Linked DNA regions of Homo sapiens: region 2 is linked to region 1. The links are chromatin contacts, found by Hi-C in ENCODE. All regions are on one chromosome and are shown on one strand. The core of a region is the stretch at or near the end of the contact, and the rest is flanking DNA. Distances in the headings are between cores, read along the strand shown. Region 1 holds the start of CCNE1 (cyclin E1). Region 2 holds the start of ZNF507 (zinc finger protein 507).

What was found. A loop is a pair of places that touch in the nucleus more often than their neighbours do. Pooled maps may share reads with other maps.
Region 2: a map with no recorded cell type shows a loop between it and region 1 (22-fold over the local background). The contact joins the promoter of ZNF507 here to the promoter of CCNE1 in region 1. A Hi-C loop is called at or near these places in 2 of 37 single-sample maps with no recorded cell type and 4 of 50 pooled maps.

The regions. Positions count from the first base shown.
Region 1 is chr19:29,810,603-29,814,278 of GRCh38, forward strand. It overlaps CCNE1 (cyclin E1), which reads left to right and starts at 1,389. Exons shown (of 12, transcript NM_001238.4): 1 at 1,389-1,550; 2 at 1,930-1,976; 3 at 2,087-2,174; 4 at 2,367-2,435. The coding sequence starts at 1,954. RefSeq lists a silencer at 843-1,472.
Region 2 is chr19:32,344,183-32,347,715 of GRCh38, forward strand. It overlaps ZNF507 (zinc finger protein 507), which reads left to right and starts at 1,428. Exons shown (of 7, transcript NM_001136156.2): 1 at 1,428-1,601; 2 at 3,063-3,156. It overlaps LOC124904689 (a long non-coding RNA gene), which reads right to left. Exons shown (of 2, transcript XR_007067225.1): 2 at 3,303-3,448. RefSeq lists silencers at 1,252-1,381, 1,412-1,601.

The DNA of each region.
Region 1 (3,676 bases), core at 139-2,638:
CAATTTAAGTGTCTCCCTTGGTCCAGGCACTATGCCAAGAACTGACAGATACAGCAGTGAGCAAGATGGGCAAGGTGGGGAGAGAGACAAGAAACAGAGAGGCACCAAGACTGTGTAGGGGCTGGGCTCCCAGCACTTTGGGAGGCCAAGGCGGGAGGATCGCTTGAGCTCATGGGTTTGAGACCAGCCTGAGCAACATAGCAAGACCCTATCCCTACCTGCCACCCCCCACCCCCCGCCACAATAAAAAATACAAGTCTTGAGGGAGAAAGGACAGAGGAGCTGTGGAGAGGAGGCCTGAGGTCTGAGGGTGGGGGATCAGGGTCAGGTCCTGTGGAGCCTGTAGCCTAGGACACGGAGTGTGGATTTGACCCTTATGCGAAACAACTGGAAGGCTTTTTGTTTCTTTTTCTGTAGAAATGGGGGTCTCACTGTTACCCAGGCTGGTCTCGAACACCCCAAGGGATCAGCCGTCTCGGCCTCCCACAATGCTGGGATTAAAGGCGTGAGCCACCGCGCCCGGCCTCAACTGGAAGGCTTTAAGTGAGAGATGGGGTGCAAGGGAATCCCAGAGTCAGAAAGGTCTTCAGAGAGCCAGGAAGGGCTTGCGGGGGAGGGGCGCATATGGAAGGGGCGCATGGAAGGAACTCACAGATTCCTTGAATGAATGAATGAACGACCCAATGCACTGACGGATGAATGGACAGGCGGCCAGGAATAGCAGCCGGCCCCCAGGGAGCCCCAGACCCCGCGGCCTGAAGCCTTGGTTCTAGGCCAAGGCACAGGCGCGGTGACCTTGGGGATGTCCCCGCCCAGGACTCAGGGCCCGGAACTCGGCGTCTCGGGGGCGGGGAGGGCGTGCCTGGCGGGACAGCGCGCGCGGAGGAACGGCGGGCGGTGCTCCTCGGGTAGGCCCCCCACACATCCCCTTGGCTCAGCCCTGCCGGGGCCCGAACCCGCGCCGCCCGCCGTGTTTACATTCCACCCGCGCCAGCCACGCGGCTTTTTGCCGCTCCAGCGCCGCTCGGCCCCGCCCCCGGCGCCCGCGGCCCGCCCCTCGCCGCCGCGCGCCAGACTTCTCCCGCGTCCCGCCCGCCGCCCCGCCCCGCGTCCCGCGCCCCGCGCCCCGCGCCCGGCCCTCGGCGCGCAGGCCCTGTCACTTGGCCCCGCCCTGTCCGCCGGCCCCGCCCCTGATTCCCCGTCCCTGCGCCTCGCGGGCCGGCGCCGTGGAGGGGCGGGTCCGGGGGCGGGGCGAGGGACGGGGCGGGACGGGCTCTGGGTCCCGCGCGGCCGCTGAGGGGCTGGGAGCCGCGGCGGGGCGGTGCGAGGGCGGGCCGGGGCCGGTTCCGCGCGCAGGGATTTTAAATGTCCCGCTCTGAGCCGGGCGCAGGAGCAGCCGGCGCGGCCGCCAGCGCGGTGTAGGGGGCAGGCGCGGATCCCGCCACCGCCGCGCGCTCGGCCCGCCGACTCCCGGCGCCGCCGCCGCCACTGCCGTCGCCGCCGCCGCCTGCCGGGACTGGAGCGCGCCGTCCGCCGCGGACAAGACCCTGGTGAGTCTACTGCCGCGGGCTGCGGACAGGGACTCCTGGGGCCCAGACCGCGCCGGGGAGCTGGGTGGGGGCGGGGTGCGGCCGGGTCGCGGGTCCCCGGGCGGCGTCGCGGGGCGCCCGGGAGGGTGCTGAGAGCGCGGCGGGGTGGGGTGGAGGGGACACTGAGGCAGCCCGGGCCCCGGGAGGCGACGGGCCGGTGAGGGCGGCGGGGGCGGCGGGACCCCGGGTCGGGGGTCGGCGGGTGCCCGGGTCGCGGGTGACAGGCCACCCCGCCATCGGCCATCTTCCTGGCTCGCCCGGCCGCCCGCGCGCAAAGGGGGAAGGGGTACTGGGCCCGCGGCCTGACCCCGCCGCCGCCTCACCCCGCGCCGCCCCGCAGGCCTCAGGCCGGAGCAGCCCCATCATGCCGAGGGAGCGCAGGGAGCGGTGAGTGCCCGCGCCGCGGGGCCGGACGGGACGGGACGGGACGGGACGGGTGGCGTGGGGGAGGGGCGGCCGCGGGTGCTCACCCGGCCCGGTGCCACCCGGGTCCACAGGGATGCGAAGGAGCGGGACACCATGAAGGAGGACGGCGGCGCGGAGTTCTCGGCTCGCTCCAGGAAGAGGAAGGCAAACGTGACCGTTGTGAGTACAAAAGAGACAGGTTGGGGAGCATCCCCCCCATCTCACCTGGGTACCCGACTTGGCTCTGCCTACGGGGGCGGGGGTCCCTTGGGCAGGAACGGAGCTCATAACCTGATCAGCTTTCTCTTCTTCTCTCTGTTTTTGTCTTGTTTGGTGTGTTTCCTTGGGGTCATGGGGGTGGCTTCATGTTAGTTTTTGCAGGATCCAGATGAAGAAATGGCCAAAATCGACAGGACGGCGAGGGACCAGTGTGGGAGCCAGGTAGGTCCGCCCGGGGTTGGGCCTCTGTGGAGGTCCTTCTCCCCCTGGGTCACATGGGGTTTCATGCTGTCTTGTCTCTTGCTGGAGACACTCTGGTGAGAGTGAACTTCTCTAATGCAGCCACAGCCCATATGGCCCAGCACTGTACCTGTCAGTGGGCACTGGCCTCTGCCAGTCCTGGGATTCCAGGAAGCTTGGTGTTCCTGACTGGCACCGTCTGAGATTACAGATATGTGCCTAGCCTGGAAGAACCAGAATGGACATCACAGTATTCAGTCCTCCCCTTCTGCCCAGGAGGAAACTGAGACTCAGTTAGAGGAAGAAAGTAACCCAGAGTCCTGTGCCATCCAGGGGCAAAGTTGGGCTCTCGGCCTTGTCTGTAAAAGCTGGTGAACTGGGGGAGGGTTCCTGGGTGTTTATAAGCAACAACTTTCCCCCTATCTACACCTATTTTTCTTGTCATGGTGTTTAAGGACCTCCTCCGTCTTCTGTAGGTCAGATTTCAAATTCTTCTCCTCTTTCTGGCCCTGGAAGTTCTTATAGCCCCTCCAGCAATTACCTGCATTGATCCCCAGCTCAGCCTGACCTCAGCAAGAGTATCAGTGGAACATTCAGTGTAATGATAGGTGGTGTCTCAATACATTTTTTTTTGACTGCTTTTCTTTTCTCTCCTTAAGGAGTTCCTGCCAAATTTCCTGCATGCAGTGTGATAATCATTATAATATCAGAAGTTTCTTGCAGAAAAAGCTTGTACTATCTCTTTACTTTCAGAAATGGCTGGAGACTGTAGTTATGGCTCCAGTGGGGGAAGCAGCCTATCTCTAAACTAGCTGGTCAGGCCTTCTGACTCTATCACAGATAAACGCTGAACAGAAACAGTGTTCGACCTGAGTGCAGGGATCCCAGCTAGGTTAGCAGAGAAGCCCCTCACTTTGCAGAGCAGCAGCCAGGGTAGTTCATCTGGAAGCGTGAAGGGTTTCAACGCAGTGCGCCGTGTTCTAAATAGCAGTTGTCACTGCATGTAAGGTCCCCCGAAATAAGCATTTCTGAGGAGGGTCCACTGACTATTGAAGAAAGGGTTGCTGATTTCCTTTTTCATTCAAAGAAATCATTTCAGAGACGGAAATGAGACGGCATATCCCCAGTTTTTTTTTTCTTCCCTTAAAGTACATTCAAATCAAGCAAGTTGATTTTTTAGGTATTATAAAATGAATTCTGACTTTGTGAAATTCAGGACTGTT
Region 2 (3,533 bases), core at 178-2,677, 2.5 Mb after region 1:
TTCCATGCTAGTCTCCTGCTCAATCTCTTACCTTTTATCGAAAAAAAAATTACTCAACATTTTATTTTTTCACAGCTATTTGGTCTAATTGGCAAAGGATTCTGTGGAATAGCAGAATTCTAACTTTGCAGCCGGGCGCGGTGGCTCACGCCGGTAACCCCAGCACTTTGGGAGGCTGAGGCGGGCGGATCATGATGTCAAGAGATCGAGACCATCCTGGCCAACATGGTGAAACCCCGTCTCTACTAAAAATACAAAAAAATTAGCTGGGCATGGTGGCACGCCCTGTAGTGCCAGCTACTCGGGAGGCTGAGGCAGGAGAATCACTTGAACCTGGGAGGTGGAGGTTGCAGTGAGCCGAGATTGCGCCCCTGCACTCCAGCCTGGGGAGAGAGTGAGACTCTGACTCAAAAAAATAAAATAAAAATAAAAATAAAAATTCTAACTTTGCTGGTTTCCTAACCCCCAAATTCAGATGAATTTGAATTCTGAAATACAGTAACAGGAATTATCAGCCTGTCTGATTCTAAATTTTGTTGGATCTTCCTCCCAGGACCGTGGACAGCCCAGCCAGCTGTAAAGGCCTCTAAAAAGATCTGGAACAGATCCCCAAGAGGTATCTCACCAAATGAGTCCATTCCACTACAATGGCCAGAATCTTCAGTTTTACACCCTTGCTCATGCCCACCGCTCACCCGGAGTCCAGACCCAAGCACCATGCTGCGTAGTTCCTAATACGGCAAAACTATCCAGCATTTTTGGTGAAATTGGCTGGAATGCTTCACTTAGTCCGTTTTTCACTGTTAGCAGGAGAACCACCCTAGTATCTTTCATAGAACAGATCCGAATGACAAACACCATCGTGCCCTCGGAGGGCTGAGCTTGTGTTACTGGGTCTGGTCCTACAAACCCTGAAAATCCTGAATCTCTCAAGCAAAGAGATTCCCCAGGGCCAGCTCTGGCCCTTAACAGGCACCCCTTAACGCCAAGCTGCGAATCTGGCTAGGACCTCTATATTTTAGCCAAGAACACCTTGAAATGTACAGTCCTACCAAAGGAACTAATACAAATCCAGAAGCACAAGGCTAAAGAAAAAAAAAAAAAAAACCCCAATGCCCATTGTTGAAAGCCAATTGCGGGGTGAGTGGGGTGATAAGGCTAGCCCACAGCGGATTTAGGCGACGTGGGGAGATGCCAAAGTGAATACACGGTGACTTCTAAATCTAGACGTCTGGAAGGGGCCATGAGAGCCAGACAACTGGGCCCGAACCCCGCCCGGGAGCCAGGGTTTGCAAGGGGCTAAACCGGCTGGGGAGCCTCCCTCTCGCGGGTCCAGCCTCGGCGGCCCGGGACGCCGGTAGGCGGGGCCTGAGCCTCGCCCCGCCCCCGCTGCCCGCCATTCGGGTCACCTGACCCACCCGCGGCTCACGTGATCCGTCCCCAGCGCCGCCATTTTGGAGCTCCGGATGAGGAGGGGGAAACCGGGGGAAAAGAGGGAAAAGAGCCGGGAGAGAGGTGGGCAAGGACGAGGGCGAGGGCACGGCCGGGTCCTGGCTGGCCAAACGAGGCTCGCGGAAGCAGCAGCCGCCGCCTGACCGCAGGTACCGCGCCCCGGGGCCGCCCCTCCGCCCGCTGTTAGCGCCGCCGCCGGCCATGTGCATCCTCCCCTCAGGCCTCTGCCGGCGCTCGCTTCCTCCTCAGCCGGCCGACCCCCGCCCGGTGCTAGCCACAAGCCCCAAGTTCCGTGTCCCGGTTCTGTCTTCTGTGCAGCAAGGCCTGCGGAGACTCTGGGCTTGCCCTGCAGCTGGGGGTGGGGGGAACTTGCTGCTCCCTGCATACTGTCACCAGCCCGGCCCGCCCGCAGGCGTTGCTTCCTTCTCCAGGCGTTGCTTCTTTCTGCAAATGTGAGATCGCTTAGGCCAGCCGGGATGGACCCAGCCACGATGTTCTCACAGCATCTTTTGATTAATTTTCTAAGCTCCCTCATTCCCGACCCATCACCTCAGTCCTTTAGCCAGTGCGTGGTGTAGAAAAAGCTACTACAGAAACGCAGCCCTGGTCTTCTGCATTTATTACCATCCTCTGGAGATAGAATGATGTCTCCAGAGATCACGGAGACCATCAGGGAAAGTTCCCACCTCTTAAGACCTGGGGGCATCGGAATGAATGGTTTGTGTAGAAGGCCGGGATGATTAATAAGGTGGCGGCCACTTTCCCAACCCCAAGGCGGTATTTTTAAGTTTCTGCAGTGGGCTGTAATTTGCTATCAGTCTGCATCGCTCTTCTCAGGCAATTACTGGATTTATCACCTCTTTGAGTTTGCACTTTCTCCAGTACTCCCCTCTCACTCAGAGTATGGGTTGCATTATTGATTAAAAGAAAGCCTGGCCCTTCATTCCTTTACCTCACTAACTCGTTGAAAATTAACTTCAGGGGAGCCCTAAAGATGTTTTTTCTGCCCTGGCAGTGAGCTATTTTACTTAACCGTAATCGATAAGGTAGTTGCATTCTAGGTGAAACGAATAAGCATTTTTTTATCTTTTAGATTTATTCCAGCCAGTATAAGAAACAGTGGCAAAGAAATGTAGGACCAGAGTAGGAAACTGCGTTAGAAGATATATAGGTCACACCACTGTGTCATATCTTTTTATGCTGTTTTTCTGCCTATTGTGCTTGGTTGCAGAATCACTCGTTAGATTGTATTTTTAGTTTAGATTAAAATAGCAATGTGCAATTTATTGTTCCATTCTCATTAGAAAATGTTGTCAGTAAAACCAATAGTGTTGAGTCCAGTACCTAAATTCTGAGGTAAAACAAAATACACAATTATTGGGAGAAGTTTCCAGAGCTATTTTTTCCTAACTTCTGCAAAATCCTCAAGTCGGCTTGTTAGATAAATTATTTAAATTTGCATTACGTAATAGGGTTGCATGAACATTCCTCTGAATTTCTTTTTACATGGAATATTGAGAAATTTTTCACTGCCAAAAAAAAAATCATTACTTTGTTTCACCAAGAAAGAGAAATGTTTTGATACTATATACTTTCGTTCTTGGCCACAGCTGGATTTTGAAGATTGATCCAAGGGACTGTATTAATTTCAGGAATTGATTTGAAAGACACTGGCTCTGCCACTTAACAGCCATGTAACCTTGGGTAAGTCACTTAAACCACACTGAGTGTTTCCTTATTTATAAGACTGTATAACACCCACCTAGCCTGTCCTAAAGAGTTATGAGGATCAGATACCACTAACATGTTTGATAGAGCCTAGCTGTAAGGAGCTGTTACTCTTTTCAGTATTGATATTTTGTACATTTTTATTCTCATTGAGAATTAAGATGAAAATTGGTGTATTAGAGAAAGCATGGTTTTAGAGTGAGATTGGCCTGGATTCCTGTTCTTAAACCAGTTACCACTTTGTGTCTGTGAGTCTCAGGTTTCTCATCTGCAAAAAAAAAAAAAATACACAAAATTTGAATATTACACAAAATCTACAGAGGCATTACTCCCTAGACTTGCACCTCATGGGC